3 separate regions of the Homo sapiens genome follow, and all the other regions are linked to region 1. A link is an interaction called in ENCODE POLR2A ChIA-PET data of the cell type or tissue named here. Cell type or tissue: GM12878. All regions are shown on one strand. Region 1 overlaps CA12 (carbonic anhydrase 12). Region 2 overlaps RPS27L (ribosomal protein S27 like). Region 3 overlaps RAB8B (RAB8B, member RAS oncogene family).

Region 1 (2,500 bases):
GTAGAGGAATAGTCACTTGTGCATTCATCTAGCTCAGCGAATCTGCATTCTTACAAAATAAAACAGACATGGGCAGAGGAAGCAATTAGAAATGCATTTGTCTCAGGTGAGCAGAGGGATGACTTTGAGTTCTATCCTTTGTCCTGAACCCATGAAGATAAGTTATCCATTTACATTGTCACGGTGAAATTCAACAGAACTGTTTTAGGGTAAAGACCTTGCGGCCCACAGTGAATTTCCTAGTGGGCAAAATGTGAGGTGTGTTGCTTTTTTATCTTTGTAGCCGTCTTATTTAGGAATAGAATGGGAGGCAGCTCCCAGCTTGACTTTTCTCTTTGGCTTAGTGATTTGGGGGTCTCGAGATTTATTTTCCTTTCACAAAGGAGGTTAGGGTGTAGATTGGCAGGGTTTATGTGTTTTAAAATATTTCTACTTCTTGTATTTTCTGCTATTAAGTCACAGCATCAGACCAAGAGTCTGGTTAAGATGGACCATAAATGCCAATACTAGAGAAAAGGCATCAGGGTGTCCCTAAAGTGGGTCCTCTAAGGAAGGACCTTGGAAGTGTAGTGGTTCTTTGGGATGGAGTTCATATAAGAAGATTCTGGTGGGGCATGTTGGCTCACACCTATAATCCCAGCACTTTGGGAGGCTGAGACGGGTGGATCACCGGAGGTCAGGAGTTCGAGACCAGCCTGACCAACATGGTGAAACCCCATCTCTACTAAAAATGCAAAATTAGCCGGGCTTGGTGGCACATGCCTGTAATCCTAGCTACTCGGGAGGCTGAGGCAGGGGAATCGCTTGAACCTGGGAGGCGGAGGTTGCGGTGAGCCAAGATCACGCCATTGCACTCCAGCCTGGGCAACAAGAGCGAAACTCCATTAAAAAAAAAAAAAAAAAAAAAGATTCTTTCTATCTTAATCTCCTCAACAGGGAGCTCCTTTATGCTTGGATTAGTCTTCACTTCCTCTGAGCACAATAAGAAAAGTACAGACAAACCACAAGCTCAAAGGTCAGCTGTAAAAGGAAATAGGGGCTTAGGACCTCAGGGGTTTTAATCATATAGAATTCAGCTCTGTTTCTCAAAGTGATGCCAGGCCGAGATGGTGTGGGCAGTGTGGCAGACTAAGTCCTTTGAGGGGAAGATGGTGAAGTAGGAGCTCTGAAGAAATCCTTAATAGAGGACCACTTAAAAGAAGAAATAATTTGATATATAATTTTTTTTAAGTTAGAAGGAGCCACTTAAAGTTCGAAATGGGAAAATTAAGCTGTATTCAATAACATATGTTGAACTGTATTTATAAACACATGAGATGGAAAAGGATGAATGAAAAGAGAAAAGAAATAGAGTTAAAATCTCAATATGTCATAGTCTCAAGGACAAAGAACCAGCAAAAATGCATGGGTTGTGTAAACCAAAAATAAATTCTAAGCCCCCCACCCCACCCACCTGCCATCTGAATGGACCTCTCCTCTTGACCAAGGGCATTCCAAAGTTAACATGAAAACTAGTTCAGGCCATGATGGGAAGAGGGAGTTGGACATGACCCATTATACCCTCCTCCCTTTTGGAATTTAGGAAAAGCCCACATTCATTAACATCAACACAGACCTTAGGTCTGATCAGAAATATTTACAGTCTATTCTCTCTGAAGCCTGCTACTTGTATTCTTCCTCTGCATGATAAAATCTTGGTCTCTACAACCCCTTATTGGAACCCAGACATTCCTTTCTATTGATGATAACTCTCAACCGATTGCCAGTCAGAAAAAAGTTAAATCTACCTATGTCCTGGAAGCCTCCAATTTGAGTTTTCCTGCCCTTCCAGATCAAACCAGTGTATCTTGTACGTATTGATTGATGTATTATGTCTCTAAAATGTATCAAAACAAGCCATGCCCTGACCACCTTGGGCACATGTCCTTATCCTTGGCAAAATAAGGGGAGGGTCTGAGAGACCTAACCTAGTCTGGGGGGCTGAGGGGGCTGGGGTTCTGTCCTCACAGTTGGAGTCAAGTCTTCTGCAGAAGCGACAGGCTCCCATGAGTCGCTTATCTCCTAATGGGTGGCTTCTCCCCCACTGCAGCTGCACATTGTCCATTATAACTCAGACCTTTATCCTGACGCCAGCACTGCCAGCAACAAGTCAGAAGGCCTCGCTGTCCTGGCTGTTCTCATTGAGGTAAGAGATATTTAAAAGGTTCTTAGGTGAAATTTGAAGCAGGGATGAGATTGGGATTCCACCTTTTGTTCCATGCATACCTGTTGATAATCAGCTGTTCCTGTATCGACTCCGTGTCAACTCCAGAGCAGGGGGTATCCTCCTGTAGTGCACCTTCTCTCTTGGCCTGGAGGCAGCACTTTCTGTGCCTGGGCAGCAGAAATGGGGAATGTTCTTTGGTCCGTTGGAAAAACGGGCCCCAACATCTAGCCCTGTTGCATAAGGCATGGAATTGCCCAGTTGGGGAGGACCTGTGCTGGAAAGGGATCATCAAAC
Region 2 (2,500 bases), 190 kb after region 1:
ATATTTCATATAATGCTATTTCGTATAAATGGAATCACATGGTATGTAGCTTCTGTATGTTTCACTTAGCATAATGTTTTCAAGGGCTGTCCATGCTGTTGCATGTATCAATATTTCATTCCTTTTTTTGACAATATTCTGTGTAATAATATACAATGTTTATCCATTCATCAGTTGATAGATACTTAGAGTGTTTTCACTTTTTATTTATTTATTTTTGAGATGGAGTCTTGCTCTGTTCCCTAGGTGGAGTGCAGTGGCGTGATCTCAGCTCACTGCAACCTCCTCCACCTCCCAGGCTTGAGTGACCCTCTGGCCTCAGCCTCCCGAGTAGCTGGAACTACAGGCACGTGCCACCACACCCCGCTAATTTTTTGTATTTTTTGTAGAGATGGGGTTTCGCCATGTTGCCCAGGCTGGTCTTGAACTCCTTGCCTCAGGCCATCCGCCCACCTCAGCCTCCCAAAGTGCTGGCATTACAGGTGTGAGCCACTGCATCCGGCCAAATAAAGTATTCTTAATGACATCTGCAAAATCCATTTTGCTATGTAAGGTAACATATTCGTAGGTTCTGGGGATTAGGGTGTGGGAATCTTTAGAGGGCCATTATTCTGCTACCACAGAATATAAAGTTGTAAAATTCTACCCCATATTTGGAAACTGAGATTCTTAAATTATGTCTTTGTAATTCTCTTTTTTCTTTTTCTTTCTTTTTTTTTTTTTTTTTTGAGACGGAGTCTTGCTCCGTCGCCCAGGCTGAAGTGCAGTGGCGCAATCTCAGTTCACCGCAAGCTCCTCCTCCTGGGTTCACGCCATTCTCCTGCCTCAGCCTCCAGAGTACCTGAGACTACAGGCGTGTGCCACCACGCCGGGCTAATTTTTTTAAAGTATTTTTAGTAGAGATGGGGTTTCACCGTGTTAGCCAGGATGGTCTCGATCTGCTGACCTCGTGATCCGCCTGCCTCGGCCTCTCATGTCTTCGTAATTTTCCATGGAAAAAAACTTAAATCTTTGGAAGGAATAGAGTACATTATTGCATTTTACAAAGAAAAGGATAACTTTTATAGAATAATGACCTTGTATTCTTTTAGGATTTTACAGCTACTTTTTCACAACTATAGGCATAGAAAATGACATCAGGGGCCGGGCGCGGTGGCTCACGCCTGTAATCCCAACACTTTGGGAGGCCCAGGCGGCGGATCACGAGGTCGAGATTGAGACCATCCTGGCCAACATGATGAAACCGCGTCTCTGCTAAAAATACAAAAATTAGCTGGGCGTGGTGTCGGGCGCCTGTAGTCCCAGCTACTCGGGAGGCTGAGGCAGGAGAATTGCTTGAACCTGGGAGGCGGAGCTTGCAGTGAGCCCAGATCGTACCACTGCACTCCAGCCTGGGCGACAGAGCAAGACTGTCTCAGAAAAAAAAAAAAAAAAAAAAAAAAGAAATGACATCAGGTCATGGTGTTTGCTATTGATCGACACTTAAATAGCCTTTGAATTTTGTTTCAAAGGAGATGCCAGAATTGCAAATTTTCTCTGCTGATTTGTGTCCTACTGATTCTGGCTCGCTTTCCCCCTACACTACTAGGGCTACTCTCACTTTCACACCTAGCAAAACTTCACCTTTCAAAGAATTTAGGCAGAATAGTCCTAATTTAGTTAATAAGCTTTCATTTTAAATCTTAGGGAAGCAGTGTTAGTTTCAGTTATTCTATAGGAACAGAAATTGGAGCTGCCACAGCCTTTTGAACCAGAGCCCGGCAGACCCTCAGCTTCAGCCCTGCTCAGTGTTTTGTGTCTATGAAAGTCTTTTTAATTTTCTCATTACACATTTTATATATCATGCTATGTATTTAGAACAGAGGGGTTGTGTAAGATTATGACTCTATGTTCTTTATCTTGTCTTTGTATTAATTTGAAGTTGTGTTTTTTCTTTATTTGTAGCCAACTAATTAAAATACCAACATATTTATTTTTATTCATTTTTATGTGACAAACTTTTAAACTGAAGACTGCATCAATAAAATTGCATGCCATTAAATATGACTTTTATTGGATTGGTAAATTTTTAGAGATGCCTTTTTTTTTTTTTTAGACAGAGTCTTGCTTTGTTGCCCAAGCTAGAGAGTGCAGCGATGCGATCTCGCCTCACTGCAACCTCTGCCTCCTGGGCTCAAGTGATCCTCCCGCCTCATTCTCCCAAGTAGCTGGGACTACAGGCCCATGCCACCATACCTGGTTTATTTTTGTATTTTTTGTAGAGACAGGGTTTCACCATGTTGCCCAGGCTGGTCTCAACTTCTGGGCTCAAGTGGTCCGCCCATCTCAGCCTTCCAGAGCGTTGGGAATACAGGTGTGAGCTACTGCGTTGGCCTAGAGATGCTTTTTATGGGAAGTCACGATAATGGTTAAAACAGGCTTTAGAGTCAGATATGTGTGGGTTTGAAACAAGTGCTAGTTAATGGTTTGTGACCTTGTGAAAAAATAATAATATTTCTAC
Region 3 (2,500 bases), 130 kb after region 1:
TTTTAAGTTTCAACACTCATATAAACAAAAGCAGTTGGAAAGAACTCATGTAGGAATTCCCCATAACCAGAAGGAAGATTGTTTTGTTTTGGGTTTTTTTTTAAGTGTCCATATTACAACTTAAATTTACAACTTAAGCTTTTATCATTATTTTAAAAATGAAAGTGGTATCATCTATAGTCATAAATGCACAGCCTACTGAATTTAAAAGAGGAGCACATTCCAGTTTTAGGCATAAGTACAGTAACTAAATAGACTTGAACAAGAAATTCTTTATCCAGTACAGATTTTCTGAGCATTTGGCACTATACAGAAAACCATGATTTACTAAGCACCAATCAACTGACCTAAGTTACATTATAACAGCACCCCTAGCCTATCCTCTGCTTTGCCCCACGTCCCCCTCCAAACATATCCACCTGAAATAGTACCTAGAAGACATTTGTCCTTATCAGATTTTATTTGAAGGAAGAAGTCAGAAAGGAATTATCTAGTAATAACTTAGTTACAATTTCAGGTACCAGCAGAGAAGCCAAAAAATGAAAATTAATCTGTGTACAAGCTGAAATTGTCCCTAGTTCTGAAAAGAGAATAGTCAGAACCTAGAGAGTTCCTTTTTGATTCCAAAGAGGGAAGGAAGGGAGGAAAGAAGGGAGGAAGAGAGGGAGGGAGGGAAGACTTAGACACTAAAACATGCTTTAGGCCTCTGCCAAAGCCTTATAAAAAACTAAGACAAACCTCATAGTTAACTACTGACAGTGGCATGTGCTTTTAATTCTATTCTGAAAATGTGCATGCAAGCAAGGCAAAATTATATCATGGTTCTCATTTACATTTATCATTGCCTCACTATGGGAATATATAATCACATACGGACATCTGTGGATGATTATATACAAAGACGGGCCTTTCAAGATCAAGTTTAAGAGTTCTAGTGTCTTTCTATTCATACACCAATCATGAAGCAATTCACTAGAGCTGTTTTAGGGAATACGGAAATATTTGGGGAAGTCCAGAGGCTGTCTCCTCATCACGTACAAAAATTTTGTAATAATTTCCTTCACCTCCCCCTCTTCCCACAGTAAAGCTCAGCAGTGACATTTCCTTTCCCCTATCTAGTTATATGAATCACTTTTTACTTTACTACATTTTTAGGGATTCTGTGTTTTTACCTTGAATCAAAAGTGATGCCAAATTATCACTAATACATCTTGACTCTTCTGATCCCCAATCAGAATTTCCCCTCCCCTAATTGAAAGTGACATTTTCTAGTACAAAAATTTTCACGCAAAATGAGGTTAGACTAGAATAAATATGAGTCAGATGAACATGAACTGAAACAGAAAAATGTGCTGGTGCAATCCCTCCCTTAACAACTTTATCTCACAACCCCGGATGTTTAAAAATGATAAACATGGTGACCTATCCAAGAACAACCTGGATATCAAGTTTTCGTTGTTTGTTTTTTGCTGCGAACTAGTTCAGCATGCTCTGCTTGTTATACATCAAGGATGCCTCTACATCAATTCAGGAGGAAAGACTACAACGCACTGTGTAGGAAGATGGGGCTTTTAGGCCAGGCACTGTGGCTCATGACTGTAATCCCAGCGCTTTGGGATGCTGAGGCAGGAGGACTGCTTGAGCCCAGGAGTTCAAGACCAGCCCAGGCAACATAGAGAGACTCCCTCTCTTAAAAAATTAAATAAAATGAGCTGGGCATGGTGGGACACACCTGTAGTCCCAGCTACTTGGGAAGCTGAGGTGGGAGAATCACCTGAGCCTGGGAAGTTGAGGCTGCAGTGAGCCATGATTGCGCCACTGCACTCCAGCCTAAATGACAGAGTGAAATCCTGTCTCTAAAAAAAAGAAAAAAACACAGGGCTCTTCATGTTGTTGAATGATCAACTAGGGGCAACTCCCCTTCAGCCATGACAGTTATGAGATGTCTATCAATATCTATCATGACCAGTCACTAGTTGCAATTGACTAGTGTCAGTCAATATATGACAATACTAAGAAAAATGCGGTGCTTGGCAAAAAAAATCCACCAAAACTATGACTGGATTTAACTGGAAGTTAATTTTGAACTCTACCACACTACCTGTACTTTTAAGAAGATACATTTAAAGAAAGTAAATACTAAACACAGTATCAGGAAGCTTTATAAAGGAAATATCAAACTATGGCTCTCTCTAAAGTCTTGCGTAAACATTCTTTCCTATTCTAATGGCCATCAAAGTTAAGGATATAATAGGGTTAAACCAGAATCTCAATGAGAGAGATGGTGAACACATATAGTCTGGGGTAGAACACAGTTATAATATCACAGTACGTGAGACAATAATCTCCCAACCTCCCAACTCAGAAAGGGACAAGAATTCACTCAATCTGGCTGTAGTTTCAGGAACATCTGTGAAGCATTTCCCAGTATTCTCAGTAATTTCTATACTTCCGATCTACAAAGGATATTCTACTATTTGTTCTCTTGTCAATAAAGAAA

Evidence for each region. ChIA-PET counts read pairs that join two places held together with the same protein. Peaks named below come from ENCODE experiments on the same cell type or tissue, not always from the same donor. Only the 100,000 strongest peaks of a DNase experiment are listed, where the experiment ranks them.
Region 2: POLR2A ChIA-PET joins it to region 1 with 5 read pairs; 4 of 35 experiments call an interaction of 5 or more read pairs at or near these places.
Region 3: POLR2A ChIA-PET joins it to region 1 with 9 read pairs; 2 of 35 experiments call an interaction of 5 or more read pairs at or near these places.

Annotation. Positions count from the first base shown.
Region 1 is chr15:63,341,687-63,344,186 of GRCh38, reverse strand. It overlaps CA12 (carbonic anhydrase 12), which reads left to right. Exons shown (of 11, transcript NM_001218.5): 5 at 2,090-2,185. LOC124903506 (a long non-coding RNA gene) reads right to left here. Exons shown (of 3, transcript XR_007064676.1): 2 at 2,266-2,373; 3 at 1-49. Among named protein-coding and RNA genes, the nearest start is that of CA12, 39 kb to the left of the region's middle. In GM12878, no CTCF peak of the experiment used is centred here; a DNase peak (open chromatin) is centred at 996.
Region 2 is chr15:63,147,795-63,150,294 of GRCh38, reverse strand. RPS27L (ribosomal protein S27 like) reads left to right here. Exons shown (of 4, transcript NM_015920.4): 4 at 1-2,046. Among named protein-coding and RNA genes, the nearest start is that of RPS27L, 8.4 kb to the left of the region's middle. In GM12878, no CTCF peak of the experiment used is centred here; no DNase peak of the experiment used is centred here.
Region 3 is chr15:63,211,207-63,213,706 of GRCh38, reverse strand. All of the region lies in intron 1 of RAB8B (RAB8B, member RAS oncogene family), which reads right to left. Among named protein-coding and RNA genes, the nearest start is that of RAB8B, 23 kb to the right of the region's middle. In GM12878, no CTCF peak of the experiment used is centred here; a DNase peak (open chromatin) is centred at 1,294; H3K4me3 peaks cover 1,717 bases; H3K27ac peaks cover 2,500 bases.